2 separate regions of the Homo sapiens genome follow, and region 2 is linked to region 1. A link is a loop called in an ENCODE intact Hi-C map of the cell type or tissue named here. Cell type or tissue: GM12878. All regions are shown on one strand. Links, peaks and the distances in the headings refer to the core of each region. The heading gives the core; the rest is flanking DNA. Region 1 overlaps LRMDA (leucine rich melanocyte differentiation associated). Region 2 overlaps LRMDA (leucine rich melanocyte differentiation associated).

Region 1 (16,558 bases), core at 5,420-13,419:
ATGCATTATAACAGTAATTATATCCAGCATAAATCAAATAAATAAATTATAAATTACAATTACCCTTTAAAGTTGCTAGTCTCACTGTTTGCTTTACAATTAACTGCAGGTGCTTCAGCATGTTTTATTATGGCCCCAGAGTTATATATTTGAAAGAATGGTACAGATGATTCCTGTTTATTTGTTAAATTAAAGCATTGTTGGTAAAATTACGGCTTAATTAATATTATGGGTACTGTATAACAAAATAGTTTACCTTGTACATAATTTATTTCCACATGCATATCTCAGCCCAGACCCATTACAGCTCTAAGGCAGCTAAAATAAAATATTCCTCCTTTGCTGGCATTTTTCTAAATAGCAGTTCACTAAATCAATATTATTCACTTGGTATTTTTAAAAGCAGTGTATCTTAATAATTACACAGCATTAGAGTAGGCAATAATTTTACTTGCTAAGCATATTAAATTTAGCAAACCATCAGTCAAATAGTTTGTTCTTTCTCAGAATGGGTAAGCAGTGAGTGAGTTTGGAATCATGTTCCTTTGGTATAAATGTCACATAGAGTTTAAGAATGCGTCTGTGACTCCCTAAGCCAGCCCAGCACTATATATCTTTATTAGTTTCAGTGGTCAATGCAGTGACCAGTTGTTTATTCTCATTACTCAAGACAAGGTGAGCTACTTGGTAGTGACTGCAATCACAGCTAAAAACATATGACTTTGCAGAAAGTAAAAACGGTAGATAAGGCTACATGCACAATGGCCCAGATGCCTGCTCAAAAGGGGGATTGGAGGAAATAGGAGAAAGAAGATAATTACACACACACACACCATTTTGTGCACATGGACATCTGATCTGTCTTGATCCTCTTATCTTTGGGGTATCATATTTTTTCACTGTTCTTAATTCATTATAAAACACCATTAATTTCATATTTCCCCCATCTTTGTCTATGTCTGAATTTATTTTCAACTTCACAGAAAATGCCTTAAGAATCTTCTCTCTTCTTATACCATCATCTCTAAATACATTCCCCTAAAAAAATTAAATGCACACATGTATGCATACACACAGCTACCTTTTCAGCCAATTTATTCACTGTATAAACCCAAAGCAGGTGAATTGCGCCTGAGCTGTAGGCAATTGCCAACACTATCAAGTCACTATTTGATTTATGCATTTAAAGATACTGAGGCCCCCGGATTATGTGTTTCAGAGAAATGGCTAAAACCCCTTCACAGTTATAGTGGTGAGAGGCAGAGAGAGTCGAAAATCAGCAAGTAACACTCAATCTGCTCAGAAGAATAATAGCCCACACCTTCATCTTCCTCATTTTATCTTTCTACTAGAGACAGCCCAGACTTGTTCTATGGAACCTGGGAGAGACCACATCAGATCAGGGTCCCAGCAGAACCTCAGAGCAGTGTCCCCTCAATCTAATACAGTCAAAGTCTAAGCCACGCTCAAAGGTGGCTCAGAGAGCTCACAAACCCAAGAATTGTCTGGATGAACTGCTGTGCCCAGGACATATAAACACCAGTGGTTCATAGGCCTCCCCCTCTTGCTCCCCACAGACCTGTTTCCACCACCAGGAGACGGCAATTCTCTGGTATGTGCCCAGTGACTGCCAAGGGACACACGAAGCAACACTGGGCACAGTAGCTTATCCAGGAATGGAAAAGGAATAGCTTCCTGGGAGACTGAGAATGGGGAGGAAAAAGTCATTCATTCCAATCCACCAACAGAATATTTTTTGATTACCTACTCTGTGCTGAGCACTGCATGAGACTTTGTGGAGAAAGAAGTACAAAGGCAGGCACACACATGTGTGGAAAAGGATAACCACAAAGTCCAAAGTGAAGTTCAAAATAGCAATAGGAAGCAGCACAATTTGCAACTGCAAAAATACAGAACCAGCCCAAATGCCCATCAATCAATGAGTGGATAAAGAAAATGTGGTGTGTGTGTGGGTGTGTGGGTGTGTGTGTGTGTGTGTGTGTGTGTAATGGAATACTACTCAGCCATAAAAAGGAACGAAATAATGGTATTTGCAGCAACCTGGATGGAATTGGAGACTATTATTCTAAGTGAAGTAACTCAGGAATGGAAAACCAAACATCGTATGTTCTCACTCATATGTGGGAGCTAAGCTACGAGGACACAAAGGCATAAGAATGATACATTAGACTTTGGGGACACGGGGGAAATGGTGAAGGCGGTGAGGGATAAAAGACTACACACTGGGCACAGTGTACACTGTTCAGGTGATGTGTGCACCAAAATCTCAGAAATCACCACCAAAGAACTTATTCATGTAACAAAACACCACCTGTTGGCCAAAAACCTATTGAAATAAAAAAGTTAAAAATTAAAAAAGCAAAAACAAAATGGCAATAGAATAGAGACCACAAAGTCATAAGAATTAATTGCCAAATGTAATACCCACCCTGCCATTATTACAGGAGTAACTCACAGTCACTAAGATGGGGCACTTAGGGAAGAATTTACAAAGAAGATGGATTTGAACCAGGTCTTGAAAAGCAAGTCAAAATTGGAGTGATGGAGTGTGACAAGTCACATTGCTTAAAAGGAAAGGGAAGTCCATTCAAAGTGAGCAAGACTGTATATACCAAAGACCAGAGGAGTGAGATCACAAGGCATCAACCTCCAAGAACCACTTCTGCACAACCAGGATCATGCATTAGGGCACATGAAATAATACTAACCTAAAATGACTGCTGTAGAAGCCCAACCCCCAGCCAAAACCCACAGCAGAACCAATAACAATCAGCCAGCTCCTAAACCTGAGACCTATCTACATACACCTAGGTTATCAAGGCTGATATTTTTTAATGAAATGTTCTGTCTACATCACAAATTTTAAATGAAAGTGTGTTCAGTTTTTGCATACATGCCTGAATTGTACAACTTTTATTCCATAACAGGTACATCTCTTTCAATATTTTGCTTTTCTGATACTGTTAATCAAGATTAAAGTAAGCTAAAAAGGGACTGGCCTCCCTGATGAAAACATGACCAGGCCTGGTCTGTGAATGTTCCAACTGTCCTTCCAGGGAGCAGGCAGTGTGCACTCTCAGGCTGTGCATTTTGGAGGGCCTGTTCGCAGTGTGCTTGCCCAGGACTCTTGCTGGCTGCCTTGGTAGCAGACTCTGCACCCAAGATGAGTGTGGATGACACAACATGGTAGGAAAGCTGGGCTAATGCTTTTAGGACCAAGCATGACTAAAGAAAGATAAGAAATTGAGCATCATAAAATGACTGAATGCACTGTGCTAGGCCCTTGAACATACACTGCTACATTTACAGATGAGGACACTAAGACTGAAATTAAGCAATTTGCACACAAGGGTCACACGGCTATGACCAGAGTGCAGTCTGGCTATGACCAGAGTACAGTTTGCAGAGGCCAACTGTAAACCCAGATCTACCAAACCCTGAAGTAAACGCTGCCTCCCCACAGCTTGTACTTCAAGGAGAGTTGCTGTCTCACAGTGAGCCAGTGTGTAGGATGGGATCATCTTCAGAAGAGAGAGACTGCGATGCTGAAGAAACGTTCAGAGAAAATGAGCTAGAAATACAGGTTGGGAGATGAACACTACACCATGGGTATTTTTCTCTCAGTCTCAGCCCAAAAATAGAACCTTTGGGGCTTTGTGTGTTTGCCCTTCACCCTAGAGCATGTATCCTCTAACATAGCAATGAACTACAACTGCTGACACTGATTAAAATCAGCAGTGTGTACTGCAAACCTACTCACGGGCTATGAATGACAAACTCTGGGAGGGAAATTTCCCTAAGATCTGCAGGTAGCTTCCCCTTGAGAGTATCCAGCAGATACACAAAGGAACAGTACTCTAAACAGGACAACAGGATAGGGGGTATAGACATACATACAGTTGACCCTTGAACAACATGGGTTTCAACTTCATGGGTCCACTTGTACATGGATTTTCTTCCACCTCTGCCACCCCTGAAACACCAAGACCTCCTCTTCCTCCTCCTTCTCCTCAGCCTACTCAATGTGAAGATGACAAGGATAAAGACCTTCATGACAGTCTACTTCCACTTAAGAGTAAATATATTTTCGGCCGGGTGCAGTGGCTTACACCTGTAATCCCAGCACTTTGGGAGGCCGAGGTGGGCAGATCACGAGGTCAGGAGATCAAGACCAACCTGGCTAACACGGTGAAACCCCGTCTCTACTAAAAATACAAAAAAATAAAAAATAAAAAATTAGCCAGGAGTGGTGGCACGCACCTGTAGTCCCAGCTACTTGGGAGGCTGAGGCAGGAGAATTGCTTGAACCTGGGAGGCAAAGGCAAAGGTTGCAGTAAGCCAAGATCATGCCATTGCACTCCAGCCAGGGCAACAAGAGTGAAATTCCATCTCAAAAAAAAAAAAAAAAGAGTAAATAATTTTCTCTTCCTTATGATTTCCTTAATTTCTTTTTTCTAGCTTACTATTTATAAGAACACAGTATATAATATATATACAAAATATATGTTAATCTACTGTTTATGTTATTGGTAAGGCTTCTGGTCAAAATTAGGCTATTAGTAGTTAGGTTTTGAGTCAAAGTTTATGTTAATTTTATTAGATGTGACTACACAGGGGAGTCAGTGCCCCTGACCCCCACATTGTTCAAGAGTCAAATATATATATATATATATAATATATATGGTTGATATATATATAGTTAATATATATATGGTTGATATATATATAGTTTATATATATAGTTGGTATACATATATAGTTGATATATATATAGTCTGATATATATATATATATATATATATAGAGAGAGAGAGAGAGAGAGAGAGAGAGTCTGGTAAAGACAACTACATAAGGATAGGTGCTTACTATGAGGAAAAAAGTAAGAAAAGAAAGAACTAAAGAGAATGGATGTTGGAAGTAAATTTTTCCATCACTTTTACAGTGTTATTTTGTAATGAATAGCATCTTCATAAGTCTGTAATTACTTACAAAGAGAAGAAAATGCCAACTTAGAGTCAGGACAGATGCAGAAAAATGTTAAACAACAATACAGCAGGTGAACTGCATCATAAGACAGCAATACAAGAGCAGTTTCAAGTCAGTCTATGATTAATTCCCAAAGAATATCCCTTAGATGAGTACAGTGTGTTGATATTCACAAAGCTTCTCTACATTCATCACTTCATCCTGTCTTCCTAGGAGAGAGGAAAGATGTTTATTCTCAAAGTTCTCATCTTCTAGCCAAGGCGACAAAGGCCTAGCGAGGTTGATTTGCCCAAGGTCAGTCTTCTGTAGCGCCAGGTCTCCTACTGCTTACTCCACCCTAGTGACTTCTCTTCCAAAGGAGCAGAGGCTCAGACATGGATAGATTGTGGTGTGAGGCTTTATGGAGGAAACAGAAATGGTGCTTGACCTCAAGAACTGCAAAAGACTGAGGGAGAAAGGAACCCATGGGGCAATCCAGGGAGATGGAGCAGTCCTGAAAAATGAGCAAGAACAAGTTGTGACTGTGAGGTGATGCAATGGTTTGGCTGGAGCAGAGTGTGTAGACAGAGAAGTAGCAAGAGAGAAGTCCAGAAAGAAAAGACAGAGGGGAGCAGTGAGTGCCAAACTAAAAAGATTACTTGGTTCTACTAGTCGGTGGGAGCCACTGAATGTTTCATGAGAAGGAGAGCAGCATAATAAAAGCAGTGCACTGAGAATACAAATTACTTCATCAGAGTGCAGATTTACAAAACGACTTAACATAGAAGGGGACACTCAAACATTCTGAGTTGGCCAAATTCTCCCAATAAGAGTGAGACACAAGCTGCCACCATGTACTCCCAACCAGCCATTTGCTAAATGATAAGAGCACACTCCTTCCACTTAGAGGTTGTAAATGGGAAACCTTGGCAGCCGTCCCTATGTGCCCTTATGCTGCCACTTGGGCCTCCCTGGGCTTCTCATTCCCATTGCACTGTCCCATCCAGAACTGTCCAAGATCTGGATCTTACCTGAATGCCTCATATCTAAATGCACATACGCCTTGGAGGTGACTACAGTTTATCTGATAAAGTAGCTCCAGCCAAGGCCACAATAGCTGCTAAAGCTACAGAGTGCCTTTTTCCCAAATGCACACTTTCATAGAAACCATCTGGACCTTAATCCAGTGGTTCCCAAGCACTGAGGCCAACTTAGGTCATCCCTAGCCAGTGACTTTAAGGTTTTGTCTTTATGATAGTCTACTTCCACTTACTAGTAAATACATTTTCTATTTGAAACCACTGAAACTGCAAAGAGGAAAACAGGAATTTCAGACACCCTGGCAGAGAGAATCTGGTGATATATTCTAGCCTTTCTAAATCCCTTCAAATCAAACCATACAAGAAGTGCTCTATGGAGTCTTAGCACTATGGGTCAGGTGTTCAGATTTCACCAATGTCATGCTACAAAGCTACTGATTCACATATATACAACTGTCTTCATAAAGATTGCATAAAACCAAATTTTGAGATAACTCAGACACAACCTACACTGAAATTAGCTTTGCTGTATTATCAGAAAATAGTCAAACATAGTAAAGAAGATAATACAAAACATGTTTAAAGTTCTAAGAGAAGCTCTATGTACATACCAGGCATACCATTTAACTCATAGACTCCAATTATCTGGGGTGGAGATTAACAATTTTTGGTCATCTGGGTACCACATCACAATTTTTGCCATATCTCTATAGCAGCTGTACTATTATGTACTTAATATTTTTTCCTTTAATTGATTTACTTTTCCTGTTGATATGGTTTGGCTATGTCCCCACCCAACTCTCACCTTGAATTGCAATAATCCCCATATGTCAAGGGCGGAGCCAGGTGGAGATAATTGAATCAAATAAACACCACCACCACCACTACTACTACTACTGCTGCTGCTGCTGCTGCTGCTGCTGCTGCTGCTACTGCTGCTACTGCTACTATTACTGTTCTCATGGTAGTGAATAAGTCTCATAAAATCTGATGATTTTGTAAATGGGAGTTCCCCTGCACAGCCTGCCTTGCCTGCTGCCATGTAAGACGTGTCTTATATCCCCTTTGCCTTCCGCCATGACTGTGAGCCCTCCCCACCCATGTGGAACTCTGAGTCCATTAAGCCTCTTTTCCTTTATAAATTAAAGAAACAGTCTCTGGTATTTCTTTATTAGCATCATGAGAACAGACTAATATACCTATTAATTCAGAAATTAAAATATGAAAGTCACAGTCATAAATCGATAGCCAACATTATTTAACAAACACAAATTTTAAAAGTCCATTCAGTATACTGCCTAAAATCATTTCCTGTGACACCCATTATCCGGCACTTTGGGAAACACTGATCCAAAGCCAACCATCTCATCTGACAGAAGGAAATGGAGTTCAGAGACATAAAGTAATTTGACTAAGGTTACACAGCCTTGAAGTCAAAGGACCATTAACTCTGCTCTCCTGGTTCCTTGCTCATTAATGTTTTTTCCAATACCATGACTATTCAATGGATGTATTAATAGCATATCACAGCCATATTTCCATTAGAATAAGTACTCTACTCAACAATATTTAGGGATTCTAGTTCAAATAATTGTGCTCATATCTGGGAGTAATTAAGGATTTTTTCCTTTTAAATGCAGCTGTCATACAGACTTTTCATCAGGTTGAGTATTCCTAATCTGAAAAACCCAAATCTGAAATACCCTAAAATCCAAAAATTTTTGAGCACCAATTTGATGCTCAAAAGAAATGTTTATTGGAGCATTTTGGATTTCGGATTTTCACATTAGGGATGCTCAACTGGTAAGTATAATGCAAACATTCCAAAATCAAAAATAAATTAAAAATCAAAAACACTTCTGGTCCCAAGCACTTTGGATAAGGGCTACTCAACCTGTATGTGGTCTTGTTTTGATGTTGGCTGTCACATTTTACAAAACACTATGGGTATTTTTAAAGACATTAGTATCTTGAGCAGTCAGATATCACACATAATGACTCAGTTATGATTTGTCATTGAGAGCTAGAAAACCACTGCAGTCTTCAAGGTCTCTTTCCTCAAGCCCAAGTCTTTAATTAGCAGAGATGAGAGAAAGGACAATGGCCACATCCTTCGTTAAACACCAAGAGTCACCCAAGTTGACTGGGCAGAGTCAACTGATCATAAGCCATGGCTGTTCTTGAAATGCCCCACTTAGCAGTGAGGGAGTCCCCAAGACATGGTCTAGGCTTGGTGAGCACCTAACTCCATCTCCCCAGGGAGAAGCCAGCCTCCTCTTTTCCAGCCACTGAACACAGATGTTCCACAATGGGCACATGCCTCCTATCTTGCTGGTGTCCTCAGGTTATAACAAGGATATCCAGTCCAGGATTCCAAAAGAGAAGGAAAAAAAAAAAACAAACACCACTGATATCCACAAAACCTCCTTGTATATTAAACAGTGCATCATGAGTAACACAGCTATTATTCAGTGCATGCATCACAACTGTGTGCCCATGTTGTGTTGTCAGATAAATATATAAACACAGGGACTGAAGTGCCCCCTCTCCTCTCCACCATCCCTTCTAGGAAGAGGAAAGGAAGTTGGGCTGGGATAGAGGAGCAGAGAGATAGCAGGAGAGCAGGGAGATTCTGGAGGCAGAATGAGAGGGGAGAAAAAGAGTACTGGGGTTTCTTTCTTCCCTTTTCTTCCCTAGTCTGTGGCATGAAAAAACAATGGCTTTTCTGAGGCACTGTGCAGACAAGGCAGCTCTGAAAAAAACTAATGGCCGTGATTAATGACAATGGGCTGGAGGAGAGTGGGGACACAGCCGCCACATACATCATCCCTTCCCGTCAGTCTCTGCTCCTCCCTGCCCCTCTTCCTCCTACCAGCAAGGCATTATAAAAACGTCTTATCTGCTCTGGATGCTTATTTTAAAGCTGAAATCACAGCCAGACCTCCACCCAAAAGAAAAACAAAGAGTGAGAAAGAATGGCCAGAAAAGGATGGTGCTAGAGGAAAGTAAGAGAGGGAAGAGTGAGAAAGAACGAGAGAGGGAGAGAGACAAAGGGGTGATAGGGTGAACAAGAAAATGGCATGTAAAATAACTATAAGATATTCCAGGAGAAAATGTGCAGGCTGTAATCATTCAAGATTTCAGCAACTTGACTCCTCACATGCTGAAGCCACATTTTCAAGGTCTTATCTGCCATATGGTTCCCTGTTTGGATGATTTATTAGGTGCAGAAAGCATACTGATAAATTTTACTGCATTTCCCTGAATAGGCAACCTATGGTGTCAATAACAAAGCTCAGGCGGCTTTAATGAAAACTGCAAGCACCAAAGGGTAACCATTTATTTATGAGTCGCTATAGTATTACTAGGACAAAATTTATCTTCCCTTCTCACGTACTCTGTAGAAACCGAATCTGGTCAAAGTAACAGAGATCACATCCATATGTCAGTGGTTTGCTAACATCTCCCCTGCACGAAACACTGGCTGTTGCTCTGGAGAAATTGTTTGGTGACCCATTTTGCATAAGAAATCTTGTTTTTGTGAAAAAACAAGATGAAACCTGGAGAACTCTGCAAACACCATACCATTAGCAATCACACCTAAAGGTGCTGCAGAATCCTCTTGGTTTTCTTTACCTAGAAAATGAGACAGCTGCCCCAGGGGTAGGGATGAAAAAAGCGAGAGTGATGTGCAGATAAGGAGGACAGAGATTTAGAGATACTGTCTGATCCATAAATATTTTAAGTGTACCAGTCCACACAACAATGTTCCCCTCCATCCTCTCCGTTTCTTAGGACACCACTCATTGCCTGGTCTCCACCCCTATCCCTCACTGCCCCTAAAATGCCTCTTTTCTTGGCTAGTAGCTATCTGCAAGTCTGATGTATGTGTTATTTTTATAACAGAGAAACAATCCAACTTTTTAAAACTCCAAAGGCAGCAAAACTAATGACCAAACTCAGGAGGAAGTGGGGGGGATTGTGGAAGAAAAGAGGAAGAAAGCCAGATAGTGCTCTTACTGTTTAATCCTGAGCCACAGTTAACTGCTACAAAAAAAAAAAAATTGGCAAGGTTTTCAAGTCTACAGTTTTCCCCACTGTGTAACATGCCTGTCCTGAGTGAAGACAGCCTTGCCCAGGAACGTCAAAAGAAGGAAGGATAAAGAAGAAGTTCAACCACAATAGCATACGTTTGAGTAATGCTCTTAGCACAGCAAACCAACGAAAGCAATAGCAAAGTTGAAAGGCTGGGCCAAGTCTTTTGACATGAGCAAAATCTCAACCTTCCATTTTTTTTTCCCCACCAAAGTTAATACTTTGAAAAATGTCTCCACTAGATTATTTTACCCAGGTTTTTTTTTTCATTTTACACTTTATTTTACACAGTTTTTTCCTTGTTCTGCATCAATATTTTCTCTAATACTTTCACAGTGAGAGGGCATGAAAATCTGTGCTTATCAGTTCTTATCCACACTATTGCCTCTCTAAATCCACTACTCAAAAATATATTTTTATATATTTATATATACAAATATATAAATATATAAATAAAATAAGTAAATAAATAAGCAAACTCTTTGGAAATCAGAACAAAAATAACATTTTATAAAAGCCTCTTTCCACATCATACATAATAAACAAAAGTCATCTTGATCAGTTCAATTACTGACATTGCTGCTTTTAAAATCTGCTTAGTAAAATGGCATCAATTAAAGTTTAATGTCTTATAAAAGATCATTCAAGTATTATAGTAGAATTAAGAGGAAATAGGTACTGCTTGGGATCTGGCTATATTTTTAGAGTTTCTCAACCAGAGAGATTTATAAGAATATTCATTATTGCCTAGATTGCTTTCAATTCAGCCACTAGTTTATTAAAAGAGGTAGGCTAAAGGGCCCAGCACGGTTCAGAGCACATTCAACCAGCTGCATTTTCAGTTTGCTAAATATTTCAACTAGTCTTCAAAGGCACTGCATAAGTAAAACCTCGCACTTATTTTTCTACACACTTCTCCTCTTAATTTTTAACCCCCTGGGTATTTCCAAAGGAAATCTAATCCACATAAGTCATTCGTACCTAGCCCACACTAAATGGCATTTGAATGAGTTATATTGTTCTAGAAACCCCATTCACCTTTTCTGTTGGCCTTTTATTCTCTGGAGGTCCCAGTCTGGGGCAAATCAACAAAACTGAACCTTAAGGCAGCAGAGGGAACTGGGGAATAGGAGAAGGGGACCAAAAAAGTATCAACAGGGAGGACACCCAGCCAGGGGCTCCAGGGCAAGAGGAAATCTCCTTTTGCAGGCCTGATACACAGGACCAAGTCGAACAGTTGTTCAGGTTGTGCACTAGCTGACGGCATTTGGCCAAAAGGACAGGTGGAGACTGAAATCCAACCTATACTGTGCTTGCCAAGCTCAATTTCTGGCCAGGGGTTACATCCACCCAGAGAAGGGGAGCACATTTCTCTACTTCTCCCAGAAGCACTGTATGGGCTAGCTGCTGATAAAGTCATGTTAAGAAAACAGAAGTAAGCCAGTCACAAAAGGACAAAAGTCCTGTATGCATCCATTCATATGAGATAACTTAGAGTAGTCAAACTCACAGAGACAGGAAGTGGAATGGAGGCTGCCTGGGGCTGAGGGGAGGAGGGGAGTGGGGAAATAGCAAGTGGCTATTTAATGGGTATGGAGTTTTGGCTTGAGAAGATGAAAACAGTTCTGGAGATGGATGGTTGTAACGGTTACACAGCAATGTGAATGCGGGTAATGCCACAGAGCTGTACACTTAAAAATAGTTTGAATGGTAAATTTTATTACAATAAAAAGGAAATGAAACCAGAGTCAAGCACTGGCAGCTACACACCCACTGTGGACTCCGATCAAGGTCCTGCTCACAGATCGACTTTACAAGCCCATGCCATTGTCCAACAACTGAGAGTAGATCAGGGCTGCACTTGCCTCCACAAACGCCCAGCTACACAGGACCTGTCCAGATCATCACTCCTAATGCCTACCTTCTGCCTCCAAAGGACACCAAAGAGGCAGGGCTTCTCTCTAGGGGTCCTTGCCCCTCTCACCCTGTGCTCCCCCTGTCTGAGTGCCCCACCAGCTCCAGCCTCTGCAGCAGCCTTCCCTGTCCCCAACCTCATACCACCCCAAACCCTGTAAGAGTAGAGGCATGCTGTCACCCAAGTCCACCTCCCCTCAGCAGAATAGTTCATTACTCCACACACATTAAGTTTCCACCAGAACAAGGCCAACTCAGGAAAAAGAAAAATTTACGACTCCCATCATTTGGAATTTGCGGTAAAATTTAGCCTACGTTGGGCCAAAGAAAGGGTTTGCTATGAAAGCTCACAATGTAAACAAGACTTGAGGGAAAAACATTCATACAAAGAGAATAAATGATTCTTAAAGGTTTCAGTTCAACAATACATTTTAGGGAACATGTATTGCCTATTATAAAGACATTAAAGAAAATACATTGTGTCAGGACTGGGGAACCTGGGCCTGCCTCTGCCACCCGAACATGGGCCAGTCCCATAAAGTCTCTGGCCATGATCACAGTTCCCTCATCCATGGAGTTGGACAGAGACTCTCTAAGGTCCTTCTGGCCACGATGAGACTATAAAATTAATATACTGTACTTTGTATATTTACATACATGAGTGTATGTGTGGTGTGTGTGTGTATGTGGGGGTGTGGTATGTGTTTGTCTATGTGGTGTCAGGGAGTGCTGTGTGTACATGTGGGGTGTAGGGAAGTATGAGGAGGAATGGTGTGTATGTTGTATGTGGGGGTGTATGATGTGTGTGGGGTGTGTGTTTGTGGTGAGGGATGTGGGAGGTGTGGTGTGTGTCTGTGTCTACATGAGTATTAATGAGGACTACTTCTCAATAGAAAGAATTTGCCAGTTATTTCAAAATATTTTCTATACTTAAAAGTGATAAAGCTGGAACTAAATAGTGGTGACAGTTGCACCACCTTGTGAATGTACTAAATGCCACTGAATCATGGCACTTTCAAATGGTTACAATGGCAAATTTTATGTTACATGTATCCTATCACAATTTTTTAAGTGATAAAGCTGTATTTCTTTTTTAAAAAATTAAGTATGTTCACCAGTTCGGAAGCTGTAATTTACCCAGTTTGTCCAAGTTAGCAGGATTTTGCAGTCCTAGAATATACTATACACTCCACCTAGAAAAGCTTCTAGTGTAGGTCTGAGATCTTTGGGATGTGCCACACTTGGGCCAAGTCCTGGAGACTGGGCATTCTTTCCCTTATTGGGCCAATAAAGTCTAACAGCCTCTTCTTCTCACTAGGGAGACTACATCCCTGCCTACTGAAGACCTTCTGGGCAAAAAGGGTGACTGTGGATGCCTGCTCCCACAACAGGACCACACAGAGCACGCATATCGCAGCCTGGTTCCACCTGAGGCTCACATCATGCTCTGTAATTGCAAGACTCATCATAGCACACACTCAGGGCTTCTCAGCTCGCCCAGGCTAGGGCTCCTTCCAATGCACTACACCTGTCCACAATGCTTACCACCTGGCAAAGTATTTTATTCTAATTTTGCAACTTTTTAAGAAAATGAAATGCTTACATCAACTTAATCAATTTTCTTAAAAGGGGAAAGATGCTGAATTCGCCCAAGATGCCACATTTACTCCTTCTAGAAGTAGGTGCTGGAGAGCAGAGATTGACCACTAGGAAGGCCAATGGACAATGGTATGGCCACAGATATTGTTCAAATGAAGCTCATTGGTGATTATTTCTTAAACGTCACTTTCAAAAACTAGAGTTTTAAGTTCCAATTAATTGCCATTGACAAGAACCCCAGTACTTGACACTTCACTCATGAACAGCCCTACAAATTAACAGTGTGGGTGTGGGTGTCTTTACAAAGCCCATTTCCAAGCAGCGGCCTCAAAGCTTCATACCAAGCCTCCTCAGGGAGTTTTTCTTTGGAGCCTCCTGTTTCTAATACTTTGGGCTTGATTCCTTGATTCTAACCCCACCTCCCAACCTAGAGAGTGCTGGCTGCATGCTAGCACAACCCTGAATGCTAATGACCTCAAGGGCAGCTAGTGTTCAGTTAGGTGCTGTGCAAGCTCCATTGTGGCCCGTGAACAAACTAGGGAGAGCTGATGAGAAGATGTACACTCTTTGAGAGTACGTGCAGGTGACGAGAGTGAGTATAGTGAAGGGTCACTGCACCAGACAAACTGTTGGTCGTGTTGAAGTTCTCTGGAGACCAAGGCTTGGAATGTGGCCCTTGATCAAGACAGGTGACCCAGGCAGAGACAGTAACCAAAAAGGGATTCTTTGGAAGAAACAGTGAACAGAGAGGAGCTAGACCCTGGTGTGAAGTGCAAACATGATCTGACTCATCAGCCTTATCCTCACTTAAAGGGTTATGCCCCCCACTTCACAGTTGCAGGCTCACAATATACCACTGCTTCCCAAACTAACCAACTCTGGATCTGTGTATAGCAGATGCAAAATAAACTTGTGGCCTTGTATGGCTCTTGGGTTTTGTTATTGTCAATATATACAATTTATATATATTTAAGGTATACAACATGATGCTTTAATATACATGTACATTAGTGAACTGAACATTATAGTCAAACTAATTAATGTAGTCTTCTCTTCACATAGTTACCATTTTTTGTGTGTGGTGGGAACACTTAAGATCTACTCTCTTAGCAAATTCCTAGTATACAGTGGTATATTATTAACTATAGTCACATGCTGTACATTTAGGTCTCCAGAACTTATTACATCCTACATAACTGAAACTTTGTACCCTTTGACCAACAACCTTCCCATTTCCCTGGCCCCCCATCCCCTGGTAACAACCATTCTAGTCTCTGCTTCTATGTGGTTGACTATTTTAGATTCCACATATAAGTGAGATCATGCAGTAGTCTTCTAAGTCTGGTTTATGTCACCATGTTCTCCAGGTTCATCCATGTTGCAAATGGCAGGACACCCTTCTTTTTTTAAGGTGGAATAATATTGCTTTGTGTATGTGTGTGTATATATATATATATATATACACACACTACAATTTTTGATCCAGTCATCCATCAATGGACACTTAGGTTGTTTCCCTCTCTTGGTTATCTGGGTATATATCTGATGGAAATAAAATCAGTATCTCAAAGAGATATCTGCACTCCCATGCTCATGGCAGCATTATTCACAATAGCTAGGATATGGACAATGGATTTTTAACCACTCCAGGCAACCACTTCATGTTTGGATACCTAACAGAAGCAACCAGAGAGCTGGTTAAAAATAGAAAATCTTGGGCTCCAAAAAAAAAAAAAAAAAAAAAAAAACCACTGAATCAAAATCTCCAGGAGTGGGGCCTAGGAATCACAATTTTTTAAAGTTCCTTGGGTGGTTCCAGTGCAGCCAGTCATTTGGAAATCACTAAGTCACCTCACTTGCTTGCACATGAGGAATGAAGACAGTGCTGTTGTTACAAAACCAAAACAAGGCAGTGATTCTCCCTTAAAAAGAAAAAGATGCTCATCTGTAATGCTTTAGCATTTGTTTACAGATAATTAAATGTGGAGGAAAAGAAGGTTAGGACCTGAGAAAATCATGTGTTAAAAACTAAAAGTGGAAGGGCCCACTATAAATTAGAGCACTACAAAATTATCACCTGTATCAATAGAAAAATATAGTTCAATATAAGAACATCCAAAGAAATACAGTATTACATGAAATGGCTTCCCATCTGTAGTAGCTTTAACATAACAGAATTAAGACAACAAATCTGCTGAGGGGAAAATATCATGTAGGTCAATTTTATTCATTCGAATCTAACAGACTAGAAATTTGAAGAAATTTTAACAAGCATTTACTTTCCTATCGTATGTCAAGAAAGGCCTTGTTCATAAATACAAGATAGGAAAGACTTTCAGAAGATAGTTAAAACTCAAGAGGACTGTTCTGAAATGTCTTGATCACTTTGGAAGTAACCATTTCTCTAACATTTTGTAATAAAATGCCAAGTATTTTTAACTAGTCATTAAAACTGTTCCGGGAATTTCTATTGTAGACTTTGATATCTAATTCAAGTGGCTGCATAAATTTGGAAGCTACAAAATCAATTTTCCATAAAATATCATTTGGGCTTCACTAATCCAAACTGGCCTCCTTCCTAATTAGGTTGAATTCATGGGATTTTATTGTAATGCACTGCCAAATCAAATTGTTAAAACTGGGAACTTTGTGCTATTTTGGATTATCATAACATCCTTTCCCTCCATTAGCAGGGATGGCCAGAGGTTGCTAATACAATAAATGTTTAATGGATGGCAACACTGTCCCTTGCCCCCAGAAATAGAGATACAGACATAAAAATACCCTCAGATCTGTTTGTATCCATGCTTTCTGCCTTCTCTCTTGCTTGTGGCAAACAGTGAATTTTCCCAATATAAAGAGACATGCCAATCGACTTACTCAAGCCAAAGGTAAACAGAAAAGAAGTGAGAAGAAAGGGATGA
Region 2 (16,558 bases), core at 5,252-13,251, 160 kb before region 1:
GCTGAGTGACAAATACTTTTCCATTCATTTCAAGGCAAAGATATTGACATTCAAATTCTTGATGGCTACACTGAGCAGATGCCACTGTTGGCAAGAGGCATGAGAGCAACAGCAGGTACTCCACGGCTTTGGGGGCAAGGGAAAAAGAATAAAACTAAAACACATGCACGCCGGCGCTGGCTAAAGGTTCTCAACAAGTGAAAGTTGCGGGTCTTTCAGCCAGATCCTCTTTCTTCAACAGTCAGCAAAGGGCATCTGCTTGCAGTTTCGCCCCGGTCTCCATCTCACAAGTGCCTGGCTTTATGTTGACTCTACTTGGAACTGCACCGGCAGCGAGGACTAGAAGTCAAAAGAAGCTCAGAACATGCCATTCCCAACCCAAGGGAAAAACATCTCTCTGTCCGGAATTGCAGCACCCTGGCCGACCTCAGGCTGAAAGTACCGGCCTCCTTTCCGCTTCACAGGATGTTAAGTGACTCAATATAAAGTGGAAGAAGCCGGTGAAAAATCACCCATAAAAAACAAAACAGAAATATTCCATCCCATCTGCTAAAGAGGAAGAAGAAAAAATAATAATAAAAGGAAGAGGTAAGATTGACAAATAGAGTTAGCAAAAAAGACAAACTGAACTTATTTTAAAAAGGTGGTTTTTCTAATTCATTTCAGGTGAATTTAGACCTTGGTCAGCATCACACACACACACCCCCACACACAAACACTGCATTCATATCCTCACAGCAGGATTATTTTGCTTGTTTTTATTTCTTAAATGCAAAATATTACCTTAAAGGAAAGTGAGAAAATTATGGATTAAGGAAGGCTATTTGTGACAAAGGCCATCACAAAGCCTCAAGATTAATCATTTCCAGGAACAAAATGAAAATACCTCAGCAGGTCATCAACAATTCCTTTTAAATCTTGCCGAGATGCAATGTTGGTTCTCACATGCTTCACAAAGGAAAGGGTATCCGAAAAGCTGTAGCTGTGATCCTCGAACACATTCCCCACAGAGGGAGAGGCAGGAGATAGCCAAGACACAGCCAGAACCTTCTCCCCATCACCCCAGGGCCAAACAGGTGACCAGGGCTTCAGAGAGAGAGAAAACCTGGGTGTGAATCCAATCTCTACTACTCATCAGCTGGGGGATTTGAAACAAGTTACCACCTCAATTCTCTGTGATCTCATCTGCAAAATGGGAGTGGTGAGATTGACCTCGCAGAATTAGTTATGAATATTAAAGAATAGAAACTAAATAAAGCAACTTTCCCTTACCTAAACCTCTTTTTTCCTCCTTTCTTCTCCTCTTCTCCTCTTTGCTCACTAGTTTGCATGTGAATCGAATCATCCATGAGGGGTATCAGCAAAAAGATTTACAGTTATAGCCTCGCTTCCCTCACTGTGTTACAATGAGAACAAATAAGATAATGTTCGCATTAAAGCACTTTATAAATCTTAAATCAATACAGAAATGTTTGCTGTTGTTATTGTTGTTCTCCACAAACGGTATACTCTAACCCATTTTGATCTTTTTCCTCATTTATTTCTCCCATCTATATTTCTCATGGTGAATAATAAATCAATAACCAATTAATTAGTCAATAATCATAATATCATCTCCATTCCTGAGAACTACTAGTGGTTGTTTCTGCAGCTGTCTGAAAGGAGTCCCTGGGAGAAATGATGTTTCTTCTATAACAAAAATGTATCGGAGGTTATTATGAGCCAGGCACTGGGACAAAGAGGTGAATGAAAAATGCAAAATTCAGTCAAGTGAGGCAAACAGAAAAATAAAGAAATGATTTCAATATTGCTGCACCATATAAGTTAAATACAAAGGCCAATGAGGAGGTCAATGAGGAAAGGTATGACTACCTGGGGCAATCAGGGAAGATTCTGCTACAGTGATATCAAGGCAAGTCTTCACAAGGTGGAAAAGGAAGAGTGGGTCACTTCGGAGAAAGAGGATGCCAGGTGCAAAGGCATGGAGGCTCAAGACAGATCACCATGCTCTGGCAGGGACAAGGGGGAAGTTCCAATCATACTAAAGAGTTAAGACTTATTCCTTTAGGTAATGGCAAGTTTGAGCTTGAAATTGCTATCATACAGCCTATGGTTTCAAACATGCCCCTGATGAAAGGCAGGACACAACAACACTTGCTGGGTACCCACACAGTGCTAGCAACTGGAGACACACAGATGAGCAAAACTATCCTGACACACTCCCAGGAAGGGGAGCCAGGGAGACTCGCCTGCTCTCAAGCAACCTCTGAGCAGCTGCCCAGTGAGGGGCAATGAGACCCCACTGGCCCTAGTACTTGTGCCTTCTTGTTTGGCCTCAGAACCTGCATGTCATCCCCAGTCTGTTGGGGTGGGTTCTTGCTTTTTTGCTTGACCCTCCTCTTGCATTTCTATGGACTCTGATGTCAACTATGGATAGCTCACATTCACCTTCAGAGCCATGTCCTCCAGCTATTGCTGTCCTGCTTTGACCTGCAGTGATCCTGTGGTCTCCCTGATGGCTCCTGAAAGCATCTCTGTCAGCAGGGAGATCTATATTCCAGGTCTCTATCCCTTACTCTTGGTACTGTACCCAAAGTACAAGGGTGAACATGTGTTCACCAAATCCTGTTTCACTCTCCTTCTCCTGGGCACACAGATGGCAACATTTGACATTCTCCCTCACAGTTGGTTTGAGTTCTAGTCAATATAGCAAAAAAGGGATGTGAGTCACTTCACAGTATAGATCTCCCATACTAGCTACTATAGCCATGACAATAAATGCAATGACTTAAAACAACAGAAATTTATTCTTTCACTTTTATGGGTACAAGGAATCTAAAATCCAGTGTCAGTAGGGTCACATCCCCTCCAAAGGCCCTAGGGGAGAATCTCTCCCTGGCTCTTCCAATTCCTGGTGGCTCCGGCTTAACCATCTTGCCACAGCATCACTCCAATCTCTTCCTATCTTCATATGGCCTTCTTCCCTCTGTGTGTCTCTGTGTCTAGATCTCCTCCTTTCTCTTACAAAGTCACCAGTTTTTGGATCTAGGGTCCACTCTAAATCCAGTATGATTTCATCTCGAGATCCTTAAGTAACTATATCTGCAAAGAATCTATTTCCAAATCAGGTCACACTCTTAGGTTCCAGGTAGACATAAATTTGTAGGGCTGGGGGGGTCACTATTCAATTCACTCCCCCTCCCATGCAACCTTGGAGGTCTCATGATCCAGAAGGTACAGCCACAAGATGCCAGAGCCTTCATCCAGCCAGATCCCTGAGTCACTACAAGAAGCCAGGCTCCCTCAACACCAACCCTCACTGGGCCTATAAGGTGAGCAAGAAACGAAGCCTTGTGGTGTTAAGCCACTGAGATTTCAGGGTTAATTTGTTACAACAGCAGAGCCTAGCCTGGCTTGGCTACCACTCCAAGCATGATGCCCTAGCTCTGCAATTCCAGTACTGTTTATGGGCCCAGGGCTAGCATGCAGTATTTTTATTTGGCTTCAATTTCTGCTCAAAAGCCCTTTTAGGTTGCTCTTGCTGAATGTCCCAGGAATTTCTCCCAGAGCTTTGCTTGGCTTGGACATGACTTTGGGAGGTTTCTTGTTTTTCCTGGGTAGTGTAATTAGGCTTTTGCTGATAATATCACTGTTTTCTCTACTGGTCCCAGAGGAGAATGTGGTGGCCAATGGTAGTTATTTCTTGCTTTTATTGGGGTGGGGGAGAGGGGCAAAAGGGGTCAAATATAAATGTTTTCTAGCTTAATTCATCCAAAACTGAAATGAGAAAAACAGTAGCTAGTGTCCCTTTCTTACAGAAGTGAAAAGAGCACAAGATTTTAGAGTCATGCTGACTTGTGTAAAAATTTCTCAGCTCTGCAAACTTAATGGCTATGATACTTTAAAATATTACTTATTATCACAGAACCCTAGCTCTCCTACCTTTACAAAAGAACCATTTAATACCACCTATTCCAGAGGCTAGCTGGGAGGATTAAATGATACTAGACATACATCTAGCTGGGTGCTCTGATCACAGTCATTCCCAGATAAATGTGAACTTCCCTTATTCCTACAAATAGGCCAATTTATTCCTACTTGGATCCCTTCCCTTCTGGCCCAAGGTAATAGCTAAGTTCTTGTGAAACCATGACCTTCAGCACTGGTCTCAACCCTCTCCAAGGCAGAAAGCACTTCTGCCTTTTCTCTAGTTCATCCTTTTAGATACTGCTAGTCTATTCCTTGGAAATAGTGACAAGATAGTGAATAAACTGACTAATCTCTTTAACCAGGTGAGTGTTGCTCTTAAATATTTCATGAGAGTTCATTTTGATTTTCCAGTTTCATTGAAAGTTCTCTAAAGGTAGGAGTTATGTCTGATCCTACTTCTGTAAACCCCACAGCAGGCAGCACCATGCCAAGCTGACCACAGGTGCCTCCCCCATCCTCATTGATTGACTACAGAGAAAGCAGAGAATGAAAAGTTTCCATGATTAAGACAGGATCTGGCCTCCAATAACATGGATGTTCACAATTAACGGGCAAGTATCAGTGAGCTAGGAATACTCACAGAGCAGGGGGAAGGTGGCAGAAGTTGAAATACTTAAAAAATAGACGGACAAGGCCAGGCATGGTGGCTCATGTCTGTAATCCCAGCACTTTGGGAGGATGAGGTCAGAGGATCACTTGAGGCCAGGAGTTCGAGATCATCTTGGCCAACATGGTGGAACCCCGTCCCTACTAAAAATACAAAAATTATCTGGGCATGGTGGCGTGCACCTGTAGTCCCACCTACTCAGGGGGCTGAGGCAGGAGAATCACCAGAACCCAGGAGGCAGAGGTTGCAGTGAGCCAAGATCACGTCACTGTACTCCAGCCTAGGTGACAGAGTGAGACCCTGTCTCAAAAAAAAGAAAGAAAGAAATAGATGGACAAGAGGGAAGATTCATCTCTACTCTGGGGCTAGGGTGGATCTCCCCAGAAATGAATCAGATTATAGTGTGTTTACTGTTCCCTCCCCTGCTGGGCCAGTTAAACTTACTCTTATAATTGTGTGAATATATAAATTATACATTATACATCATATAGCATATATGTGCATTATATATAACTATTCACTATCTGTGTTATATATAAATATATATTTATAGCACCTGCTTTGTGCTGGACACTATCCTATATATTAAGTCACATAGCCTTCATCATGACCACAACATGTGTTCCACTGTTACTACCATCTTACAAGGAGGAAACAAACCCAGAGAAACCTGCCCCAAATCACAGAACTAGTGAGTGGCAAGACCAGGATTCAGATCCCGGCAGCCTGGCTAAGGCCAGCACTCTTAACCGCTAGACCACAATGCCTCTCAAGTGGGAGCTGGGAGTGAAGTGAAAAAGTAGGTCCCCAGTCAGGAGGGTACCCAGCAGAGGTGGCTCACACACCTAAACAGATTCTGAAGACATAGCCCTTCAACAAAAGCAGCTTGTTGCAGAAGCAGGAGACTGCTCTGCCAGGCACAGATGCCATGGGACAGCTCTGTCTGAGAAAAGAGCTAGTGGCAACCCATGTTAGCAATAACAGGAGCCAGACTGAAGCAGCCCCCAAAAGGCTACCTTTGGTCTGAGATGGGACCAACCCACAATTAACACCCTGAATAGCAGCAGTATGTGATGGCCCAGAGACACACAGCTCTGGGAGATTGAAGACAAAGGAAATGGAAGGGGCTGGGGGAGGTTCCAGAAAGCCTTGTTGGGTCTGCTTTGAGCTTCACATCTTTAATGTTCAAACTGCTGGGGGCAAGAGACAGCCAGCTTTCCCACCAGCCCTGCACAGCTCGGCAGCCTGTACTCTGCACTTGTTTACCATCACTGAATAAATCATTTCCGTCTCCCCCAGCCTTGGCCCTGCTCCCTTACAAACAGAGTAAACCCGGCTCCCCACTCAAGGTTGCCATCAAAAGCAGAGGGCACCAGCTTTCCCTCCCCGGCTCTGCAGCCCTCATGGGCAATGCCCCCTCCTCGCTCCTTAAGCATATCAGAATGAGCAATATTTGACTGTTGATTCTTTCATCTCTGCAGCTTTGAAAACCTCAAACGTCATATCGGATCTACAACAAAGAGCAGGGACTTCAGGGGTTGACAGCACGGCCATAATTAAAGACAACCATCAGTGAGCTGCCATGTTAAACAATGCCACGTTATAGCTGCTCCAAAACCAACTGTTTACCTTTCAGACATTTCTGTGGAAAGGTTTAAACAGGTGCGGTTTAAATTGTTTTCATAAAAGATATGCAAACAGGAGATAGGAACTTTTCTTCTCTCTAAGACAGGGTAAAATGTACAGCATGCAATTCCCTTGCTAATAGTGTCCAATTGATTTACTTAGGGGAACCAATCTCTGGTAACTGATACAAATATGAATCCCAAAATAGCACTGAAAATATTACAGGGATACAGCCAAACATGGAATGGGAAATAATCCCCAAATTTCCATCTTAAGTTCCTTCTGGCCCATGAACCTCAGTTTCCCCCTTTGTAAAATAAGAAGGCTGCATTTCAAGCTTATGTTGGCATGCAGAACTCTTTTTCCAAATCAAGTCCAACAAATAGTACAGGAAAACCTAGTGGTTTCTGAGAGTGGATCAGGGTCCCTTCTTCCTCCAATATGCCCCCAGATGATTTCTAGAACCTTGCGAACTACTGGACTGAATCATCTCTGTGAGTTCTTCCAGGACCCAAATTCTCAAGTTCTCGAGAGAAAAAGCAGCAATAGCAGCAGTTGTAAAAGGCTTTCTCCATCATTGGTCCACAATGCTTTCCTCAGTGTTCAGCATCTAAGTGGCACTGAATGAATGTGGTTCTGAGTTGATCAATAATAAAGGAAGTTGTAAATAGCTTCTTCTCTGCTTCTCCTTGAGTTTGGGGTAAGGTTAATTAATATCAACAGCAAAGGGAAAGAGGCAGATATTAAAGCAAATTATAGTAGCCTCATGGTTTGCTAACTAAACTCCTCAAGCTGGGTATTCATAGCAGGCTCAGTGTCCTGGCCCCCAGGTCTGAGGCAAACAGAGGAGTGTGCTCTCTACACTTTTCTTCTGCCTCAGAATCTTAAGTCAGCATCCCCAAGGCCTGCACTTGTCATGTTTCCAGGTCTACCTCTACGCTGGAGATCTCTAGAGGTTTTGGAGCTCCTTGAAAGTAAGACTGTGAAAAGACAGCCAGGAACATTGCTACCTTGGACAATGCCATAAGAATTGAGGTGGGAACAAGAAGACTGCTCTGTGGAGCCACCAAGAGATTCCTTTGGAGTAGCTCAAACAGAGACTCCTCAGTGGGATGTGGGAGGTTTCCCCACGCACAAGAGCTGCTTACATCCTCATTACATATGACTCACACATGTTCGGGGGACCACTGGACCAGGATCATACTGACTGTGGTTAAGTCCCCACATGGGACATCATGACCCATTATGTTGACCACTAGTGGAATTTTCCAATACCTGAGGATACAACACTGTTAGAATCAATGCAATAAGCTGTCGCTCATTTCTTTGCAAGCTGAAAACCTATTTATAAAAGGAAGCCGGGCACAGTTGTGCATGCCTGTAGTCCCAGCTACTGGAGAGGTTGATGCAAGAGGATTGCTTGAGCTCAGGAGTTTGAGGCTGTAGTGTGCTGTGGTTGCACCTATGAATAGCTGTTACACTCCAGCCTGGGCAACATAGCAAGACCCCATCTCAAAAAAACAGATTTATAAGAGGAAAATCTCCAATGCTTGTTTGAGTCAGACCAAAAGAATTGCAAAGGCTAAATCTGACCTCTTCCTATAAAAATAACATGGAGAATCCTTGTGTGGACAGGCCTAACCTTCTTGATAGGCCCCTCTCAGGAAGGCCCCACAAAATCTACAGTGGAAGAACAATCCACTTCTGTGAAGGAAAAGTTAATGGCCAGTTGGTTTCAATTGACTAGGACAGAGCTAAGTGAATGTAGATAAACCACTTCCCGACTGAGGCTAGGCCAGGGGATCCTCCCCCACACCTCCCACCGCTGATATCATTCTTGAAAGCCTTGTTTCCTTCCAGCCTGGAAAGCTCCATTTTGGAAACAATGACCCTTTATGGAGAGCTTTCATCCCTGCTTAAGTTCTAAAAATCAAAGAGCCAATATGTCTAAGCTGCCCTCAAGGATCTGGGAAAACTGCCGTGGGTACGTTGTTATTTAGTGGTAATATCTTATTTAACTTGTCAGTTGTCTTGCTGTTTTCAGAATGAAACCAGATATAAATAAAGCAAAAAAAAAAGTGTTTGAGATAGGCTACTGATCACTAGTTTATTTTTTGAGTTGAGAAGCCACACAGTTTTCCAAGCATGGTTACATTATGGTAATATGCTTTGTCATAAATCTACTATATCCTTCTGCTTGTCTATAAAACAGTCTGCTCCTCATCGTTCTCAACTTGGCCTGCATACAGAACTTTTAACTTAAAATATCTAACAATATGTCATATCCACCAGATACATGACAGCTATTTCTAAGATACATAATATTATTAATTATTTTTGAATTTAACTGAACTGTTATGAATCCAAAAAGTATAAAAATGACATTTAGCCATCAACAGTTCTTGAAACATTATACACACAAAGAAGAAATACTAACAAGTCCTACAGTACTCATAATTTCAAAATTATACCCTTTGAAGCCAAAATGACATTAAGAGAAACAAAAAGGATGTAAGAACTTAAAAATAAAAATGTAATGCTTGAAAATATTAAACTTGTCTTCAGATAAAAATTAAGTGTGAGATAAATTATTTTTTATGTTTGCAGAACTGTCAAACAATGTGCTGTCTCCTTAAACTATTTAAAGAAATAGGGCTGGAGTGTGTGGAGAGGATCTGGAAGACATAAATGACACTGAGAGGATGAGCAAGAAGACTGACTTCCATTTACTCTGATTCACTTAGCATGTACTGAACACCTACCATGTACTCATACTATGCTGTGTATCATGGCGGATTAAAAGAATGATACAGACTAAGCCTTAAAGGAACTTACAGACTCAGTGAGGACATGAGAAACACACAAGATGTGAATATAATGAAACACAACTACCTTTGATTAAATGCCCAAATAAAAGCTCTGGTAAGTAATGTGAGCATTAGAGCAGGAAGAACTCAACGTGGGCCAGGATAGTTGAGGAAGCTCCATTAGGAGCTAGAATTTCAGCTGGATCTTGAAGACTGACTCATATTCAGAAAGATATAAAGAAGGCCAGAGGGAACTGACAAGAGGGGAGGCAGAGTAAACAGTGACCCAAAGGCTGGAACAAATATTACTCACTGGGCGAAGTGTGAGCTGAAATGAGTGAGTGGCCTCACCGCAGGCCTAGACCTCAGGTGACCCACAACTCAAGGACGTGGAAAACATTCATCATTCATCTGTCTCCCTCTTCCCACATGTTTCTCATAGACAGCTTCATTGGCGTCCCCCAGGGGCTCGGAGTTCTGGGGCTCCCAGTGTCCCCTCTCACCAGACCTGCTCCACTGGACCCACACAGGAACCCCCTAGATTCACCACCATGAGTCACAAACTTCCTTCCCCAGCTCCAAGGGCTGTGCTTTCTTTAAGAACCCATCAAATTGCTCAGAACTGGGAGTGGTCAATCCCTTCACCTAGTTAACATACTACAATCTTTCCATTGCAGCCTCTCTGTGCTAACCTGAGATCAGTGGTTCTCAACCAGGGGTGACTTTGACCCAGAGGGACATTTGGCAATGTCTGGAGACATTTTTAATTGTCACAAAGGATGTGTTACTGGTACCTAGTGAGTAGAAGCTAGGGATGCTGTGATACATCCTTCAACATATGAGACAGTCCCCCATAACAAACAATTTTCTACCTAAAATGTCAACAGTGGCAAGGTCGCAGTGGAATGAATATAGACATTCACGATACTTTTCTGAACAAATTTATTTTAACAAGATGGAGAGCTTTCCTTTTTCTTTTGTATTTTTCTTAAATTTTACTCAAATCCATTCACTTTCAGAAGGTGTACACCCAAATTCCAAGAAGCTTCCCAGGGCAAGCTGGGATGATCCATACATCCCTGATTAATCTGCCCCCCCCCATCCCACCCCCCCCAAAAAATAAGAATAGTGCCCTGAGGGGCAGGGCACTCTGGCTATGAAATGTGCTCTAGTCCTGCAAATGACCAATATATACCTAAACCTAACTAGAAATGACAGGATATTGAAAGCCAGTACATTTTGTACCTTTTGGGCCCTTCCACAGCAAGACGCACTTTAGGTACTTACATTTTAATAGGGAAGAACCTCATTACCCAAATATTTGCTATTCGAGCACTTTCAGTTTTGAATTTGCATAAGGAAACAAAGTCATCATAACTATTCATTAGCGAATTGACCGGTTCCCACTCAAACTTCTCTTCCAAGTAGCATTCATCCCTGATCCTTGTATCAACAATTTAGGCCCATCTGATGGTCAAATGTTACATAAGCCTCTGGTGCAAAGCAACTGCAAAATGAAACCGAAACTTCTGCAAAAGATGTGGCGTTTCACGAACTCAACTGAAGTGACAGAGAAATGCTCAAATTACACCCAAAACCATTGATCCTATGCCCTTAGGCCAACTGAAAAAGCAAAAATCAAGTCAATAACAACATTTTATAAGACTGACTTAAATACTGAAGGATTAAGAAAGGCCCTCATAAAATTGATAAAGTCCTAATTTTACAAAAATAAACAACTTTAATGATTGCACAATAAAAGCAAACATGAAGTAAAAGATATATGGTGCCAGCGTGTAATTCTGTCATTAACACTTATGGAGAAAAATTAAATTAATAGTTGAATTGCTTTTCTGAGAATTAGAGCATAGCTGCAGCTACAACTGAAAATGTTTTTGATACCAAATATTTTTATCCTTTTGGGTTTCAGCTTGCAAGATTAAATTCCAAACTTTTTTTTTCTAGATTTACTATTACATACTGCTTTCCATGTAAGTTGCTTTGCTTTAGCTGATCTTTTCCAGTACTAATTGCCTTCCTACCATGGGCCTCCCCCTGAAAACTCTGACCACCTGAAGCAACCACAGAGCTGCAAGACGGGCTGAATCCCTCTCCCAGTCTCAGCTTCTTGCCCAACCTGCCTTTCCCACACCTGGTGATTCAAGCCCTGTGCCACACCCTTCTTCACAAAACCCCCCCACCTCTGTCTGACTGCCACACCTGATTCTCAAAAAGTAGGAACTGGAAGGTATAAGGAAAGTCTGAAAGCAGAAACAGAAGGCCATCCAAGATCCATACTCAAATCTCATCTCTCTCAGAGCAAAATTCCAACTCCTAAGCAGAGCCCACCAGGCCCTGACCAACCTGGCTCCTGCTTCCTGACTTCAACCTCACCTTAAAGCTCTTTCAGCCTCATCACCCCTCTCACTCACCAGCCACACTGACCTCCTCTGGTCCTCAAACTCGCCAGGCTTTTTCACACTTTGCAGCACTGGCAAGGGCAGTGCCCTCTCTCGGGAATGTTCCTCCCCAGGTCTTTCCATTCTGATTCACGCGCCTCAGCATAAATGTCCTCTCTTGCAATGACTTTTCTTACTAGCCTATGTAAAGTGCCCTCAATAATCTACATATACTTAGTAGGTGTTAAAGAACTCTTGGCTAAATGGATGACTAGATAAAAAAAAAAAATGCATGGATGGAAGGAAGGAGGGAAGGAGGGAGGGAGTGAACCTGTGTAGAGTGAGCCAATATCTGCTGTCAATAGCCATTATCCCCTACGGCCATTTTCCAAGCAATTGTTTCTCTCCCTTGGATCATTTGAGACTGAATCAGTGAATCCAGAGCTAGGCAGGGAAGAGCCTGATTAAGGTCACCACACCAACCCCCAGGGACAGTTCCCTATCATCCATTTTCTCATGCTTTGTGTCAAGTCTTATTTCCAGCCCCTCCAGTGGCAAGGCGTCTATTACCTCCCCACGGACACGTCTACACACTCGCCCCATTGTGAAATTTGTCCTGATTTTCCCAGCCTAAATTCCTCTCTGCTTAACTTCACCCCATTACTCACAGCTATCTCCCTCTGGACTACAGCAAATGACAACTCCATAGAACTCACTTTCTCCTCCTGGCTTCCCACAAGTTCCCAATTCAGCTTCCTATTCCTTGATGAAATAGCGTGGCATGAGACCCGAGCAAGGAGAGTTTCCACAAATGTTCTGAATTAGAACTTGGTCACCAGCAGCCTCACTTCACCCACCCATCTCTCTTCCATCCATCATTCTCTTGCCCCACCCCACCCTCGGCCTCCACAAGGCCAATATGGTTTTATTTTCCAATTACACAATTCTTTCAAAATATAGTTCTGTGCTTGAATATTCACAAAAAGTTTCTGGAAGACAACAAAAGAAGCTGTTAGTGATGGTGGCCTCTGGGAAAAGAACTGCTATAGGGAAGAAGGCTTACTTTTGGCTGACTGTTTAATGCTATTGGCATTTTTAACTGTGTGCATATACAACTTTTTAAAAATTATGGTGAAATACATATTACATAAAATGTATCATAGTAACCACTTTTAAGTATGCAGTTCAGTAGTATTAAGTATATTCATACTGTTGTGCAACCATTACCACCATACATGAAACTTTTTCAACTGTAAGTTTTTAAATTAATTCTTTTTTAAGAGACAGGGTCTCACTCAGACACCCAGGCTGGAGTGCAGTGGTGAGATCAGAACTCAATGCCACCTCAAACTCCCAGGCACAAGGGATCCTCCTGCCTCAGCCTTCAGAGTAGCTGGGGCTACACGTGTGTACCACCATGTCCAGCTAATTTTTTTATTTTTTGTAAAGATGGTGTCTTGCCATCTTGCCCAGGCTGGTCTCAAACTCCCAGGATCCTCCTTCCTCAGCGATCCTCCTGCCTCAGCCTCCCAAAGTTCTGGGATTACCAGCTTGAACCATCACACCCAACCTAAAATAATTTTTTTTTGAGACAGAGTCTAGCTCTGTCATCCAGGCTGGAGTGCAGTGGTGCACTCTTGGCTCACTGCAACCTCCACCTTGCCAGTTCAAGCCATTCTCGTGCCTCAGCTTCCCAAGTAGCTGGGATTACAGACATGTGCCACCATGCCAAGCTGATATTTGTATTTTTAGTAGAGATGGGGTTTCACCATATTGGCCAGTTCTTGATCAAGCGGCTACACAAGACAAGAACAGGAATGAGGATGCCATGCCTGGCATAAGCAATCGAAAACAAATAACAATGTTGCTTAGCCAATTTTGATATGTTAAAATTTTTTTAAAATAAGGTAACAGATACTTGATACAAATTTTAAAAATAAGGGGAGAAAACGAATGAAATATAAAAAAATAAAATAAATTAACACACCTTTACCACCACCCCCACCATACTTATAATAATGATGGACCAAAATAAGTATGTATGTTTGCATTCACACATAGAAACAAGACATCTTAACAAAACAGAATTATGGCTATCACAGCAGTTTGCAAAAAAATTATTAGCCTTATTGCTACAAAAGTGGTTTGAATAGGAGCATTCCAGCTGTTAAATGTGATCATCAGAACACTGCCAATTTTCTCGGCCACATAGTCTTTTTGTGCAGTGTAGAACATGTTGCAATTAAGAGATTTTCACACTTCTTAATAATTCTCAGATTTGGAAGATTTTTCTTGTGGCAACCCAAGTGATAGTATCATACTCGGCTCCTTTTATGTAATTTTATAACTTGCTGGAAGTGACAAAGACTGCACATACAAAGATGGTGATTTTGTGTGTCTCCGGTAGCTGTCCTCAGAGTTAAACTTCTCCAATCTGACAGCATGAAGGCTGAAGCAAACCTCTGATTGCAATTTCTGAAATCAAAACACTCTCTCGAATCTCACAGGCTTCATAGGACATGTACACTTTGCCCGTCTCTGATGGGTTCCAGCTCCCATTATGTCTGACTTCTCCTTGGAGTAAGTGCTCTTTCAACACTGATATCTCACATCTGAATTGCAGGCCCTGGCCAAATCAAGAAAAGCTAGATGTCTGAAACAGGAGATGTCTAGGTGACCAGTTATATTTAGTTATTCAAAAACAATCCTAAAGCATTTTTACTTTGCACCTCAATTATATTTGTTCCAATTCTCTCTCTGTCACACACACAGACTCACATACAATCCCATTGTACTATATAACACAGTTACTTTTTATACTAAAGAACCACAAAGAGCCACCTGGCTATCAGAGTCAAGTACTCTGCCATGATGTAACAGTAGTCTTTTCCAGGTTAAGCAAAGTATATTAATATAACAGAAGCTGGGACTGAAAGACCGCATTTGGAGAAAAGGAACAAGACCCAGAAAAATACCAATGTGTCTGATGCTACCTGGAGACTCGGAAAATGGTAAGTGAGCTGAAATGAAACATAACACCATAGTGAAAAGAATAAAATACTACACTAGGATCTGAAATACTTACATTCAAATCCCAACTACAGTATTCACCAGCTGGCTTTCTTTCCTTAACTAAGTTATAACCTGAAAGTTCCCTTACCCATAAACATGGGGTGATTATTACCCATCTGATGTACAAGGTTCTTATGGGAATAAAATAGATAATGCACAGCAAAGAAATTACTAAGGACATTTCTACAATAATGTGTCCCTTTTCTCTCCTATAGTGGTCCTTCCCATAAAGTCCATCAATGAAGGAGAATGGGCTGCCTAATAATAATGCCAATCCAACTTCTGGGAGTGCCACGATGCCAGTGCCAGGACAATCAGGTGCCGTACTGGATTCCCATGGCTGTTACAACAAATGGGCACAAAATTGGTGGCTTAAAACAACAAAAATTCATTTCCCCACAGTCCTGGAGACTAGAAGTCTGAAATCAGTGCCTCTGGAATATATTATCTCCAGAGGCTGTAGGGGACAATCTGACCCTTGCCTTTTCCAGCTCCTGCTGCCTGCAGCATTCCTTGACTTGTGGCTGCATCACCACAGTCTCCAAGGCCAGCCCCTTCACATCTGGTCTATCTTTACATCACTTTCTTTGCCATGTCTCGGTCAAATTTCCCTCTGCCTCTCTCAGAAGGATCTATGTGATTACATTTAGGACCTTCCAAGAGAATCTTTCCAGCCCAAGATCGTTAACTTAATCACATTTGCGAATACATTGCCAGGTTAGGTAACACTTACTGTTCCAGGGGTTAGGACCTGACCTCTTTTCGGGGGGCATTTTTAGCCTACCATCAGTACCAAAGACACAAAGTCATATATATCAGAAGACTCTAATCAAATAGCTTTTTAAAATTTCAAATTATCCCTTGAAGTAGAAATCACGTTAAGTTTTCTGGCATAATTTACATTAGCAGATGAATGAATGACAGTCTTCACCGACAGCACTAAGACTGCCATTAAATGGACAGGAATTTCACTCAAGGGAAAAAAATCAGAAAGGTTAGCTTCCAAGGATGCATTAGCAGGTAGGTGGGAATCAAGACACAGCAGGAACAAGGCATTAGAAAACTTATGCAGCCAACAAACATATGAAAAAAAGCTCATCATCACTGGTCATTAGAGAAATGCAAATGAAAACCACAATGAGATACTATCTCACGCCAGTTAGAATGGTGATCATTAAAAAGTCTGGAAACAACAGATGCTGGTGAGGATGTGGAGAAATAGGAATGCTTTTACACTGTTGGTAGGAGTGTAAATTAGTTCTAGCATTGTGGAAGACAGTGTGGCCATTCCTCAAGGATCTAGAACCAGAAATACAATTTGACCCAGCAATCCCATTGCTGGGTATATAACCAAAGGATTATAAATCATCCTACTATAAAGATACATGCACACATATGTTTATTGCAGCAATATTTACAATAGCAAAGACTTGAAACCAACACAAATGCCCATCAATAATAGACTGGATAAAGAAAACGTGGTACATATACACCATGGAATATTATACAGCCATAAAAAAGGATGAATTAATGTCCTTTTAAGGGACATGGATGAAGCTGGAAACCATCATCCTCAGCAAACTAACACAGGAACAGAAAACCAAACACTGCATGTTCTCATTCATAAGTGGGAGTTGAACAAGGAGAACACATGGACACAGGGAGGGTAACATCACACACCGGGGCCCGTCTTGGAATGGGGGAAAGGGGAGGGAGGGCATTAGGACAAATACCTAATGCATGCGGGGCTTAAAACCTAGATGATGGGTTGATAGGTATAGCAAACCACCATGACACATGTGTGCCTATGTAACAAACCTGCACATTCAGCACATGTATCCCAGAACTTAAAGTAAAATTTAAAATTTTTAAAAAATAAAACAGGAAATAAATCAATATTTTAGCAAATCTAAAAAAAGAAAGAAAGAAAAAGAAAAAAAGAACAGCATGCAAATCCCAGGGAAGGGTTCGGAAGGAAGAAGCAGAAAAACATCCCTCTCATTGCCCACCTCAGTGGAAAGCCATTCCTATGCATAAGCCATGAGGGAAATGAGAAG

Evidence for each region. Peaks named below come from ENCODE experiments on the same cell type or tissue, not always from the same donor. Only the 100,000 strongest peaks of a DNase experiment are listed, where the experiment ranks them.
Region 2: a loop joins it to region 1, with 2.8 times the contacts of the local background. A loop is called at or near these places in 1 of 110 quality-filtered maps.

Annotation. Positions count from the first base shown.
Region 1 is chr10:75,606,649-75,623,206 of GRCh38, reverse strand. All of the region lies in intron 2 of LRMDA (leucine rich melanocyte differentiation associated), which reads right to left. Among named protein-coding and RNA genes, the nearest start is that of MIR606, 62 kb to the right of the region's middle. In GM12878, for the core only: no CTCF peak of the experiment used is centred there; DNase peaks (open chromatin) are centred at 9,476, 10,156, 11,106, 11,746 and 2 weaker places; H3K27ac peaks cover 2,115 bases.
Region 2 is chr10:75,766,442-75,782,999 of GRCh38, reverse strand. All of the region lies in intron 2 of LRMDA (leucine rich melanocyte differentiation associated), which reads right to left. Among named protein-coding and RNA genes, the nearest start is that of MIR606, 220 kb to the right of the region's middle. RefSeq lists an enhancer at 7,935-8,229. In GM12878, for the core only: no CTCF peak of the experiment used is centred there; a DNase peak (open chromatin) is centred at 9,389.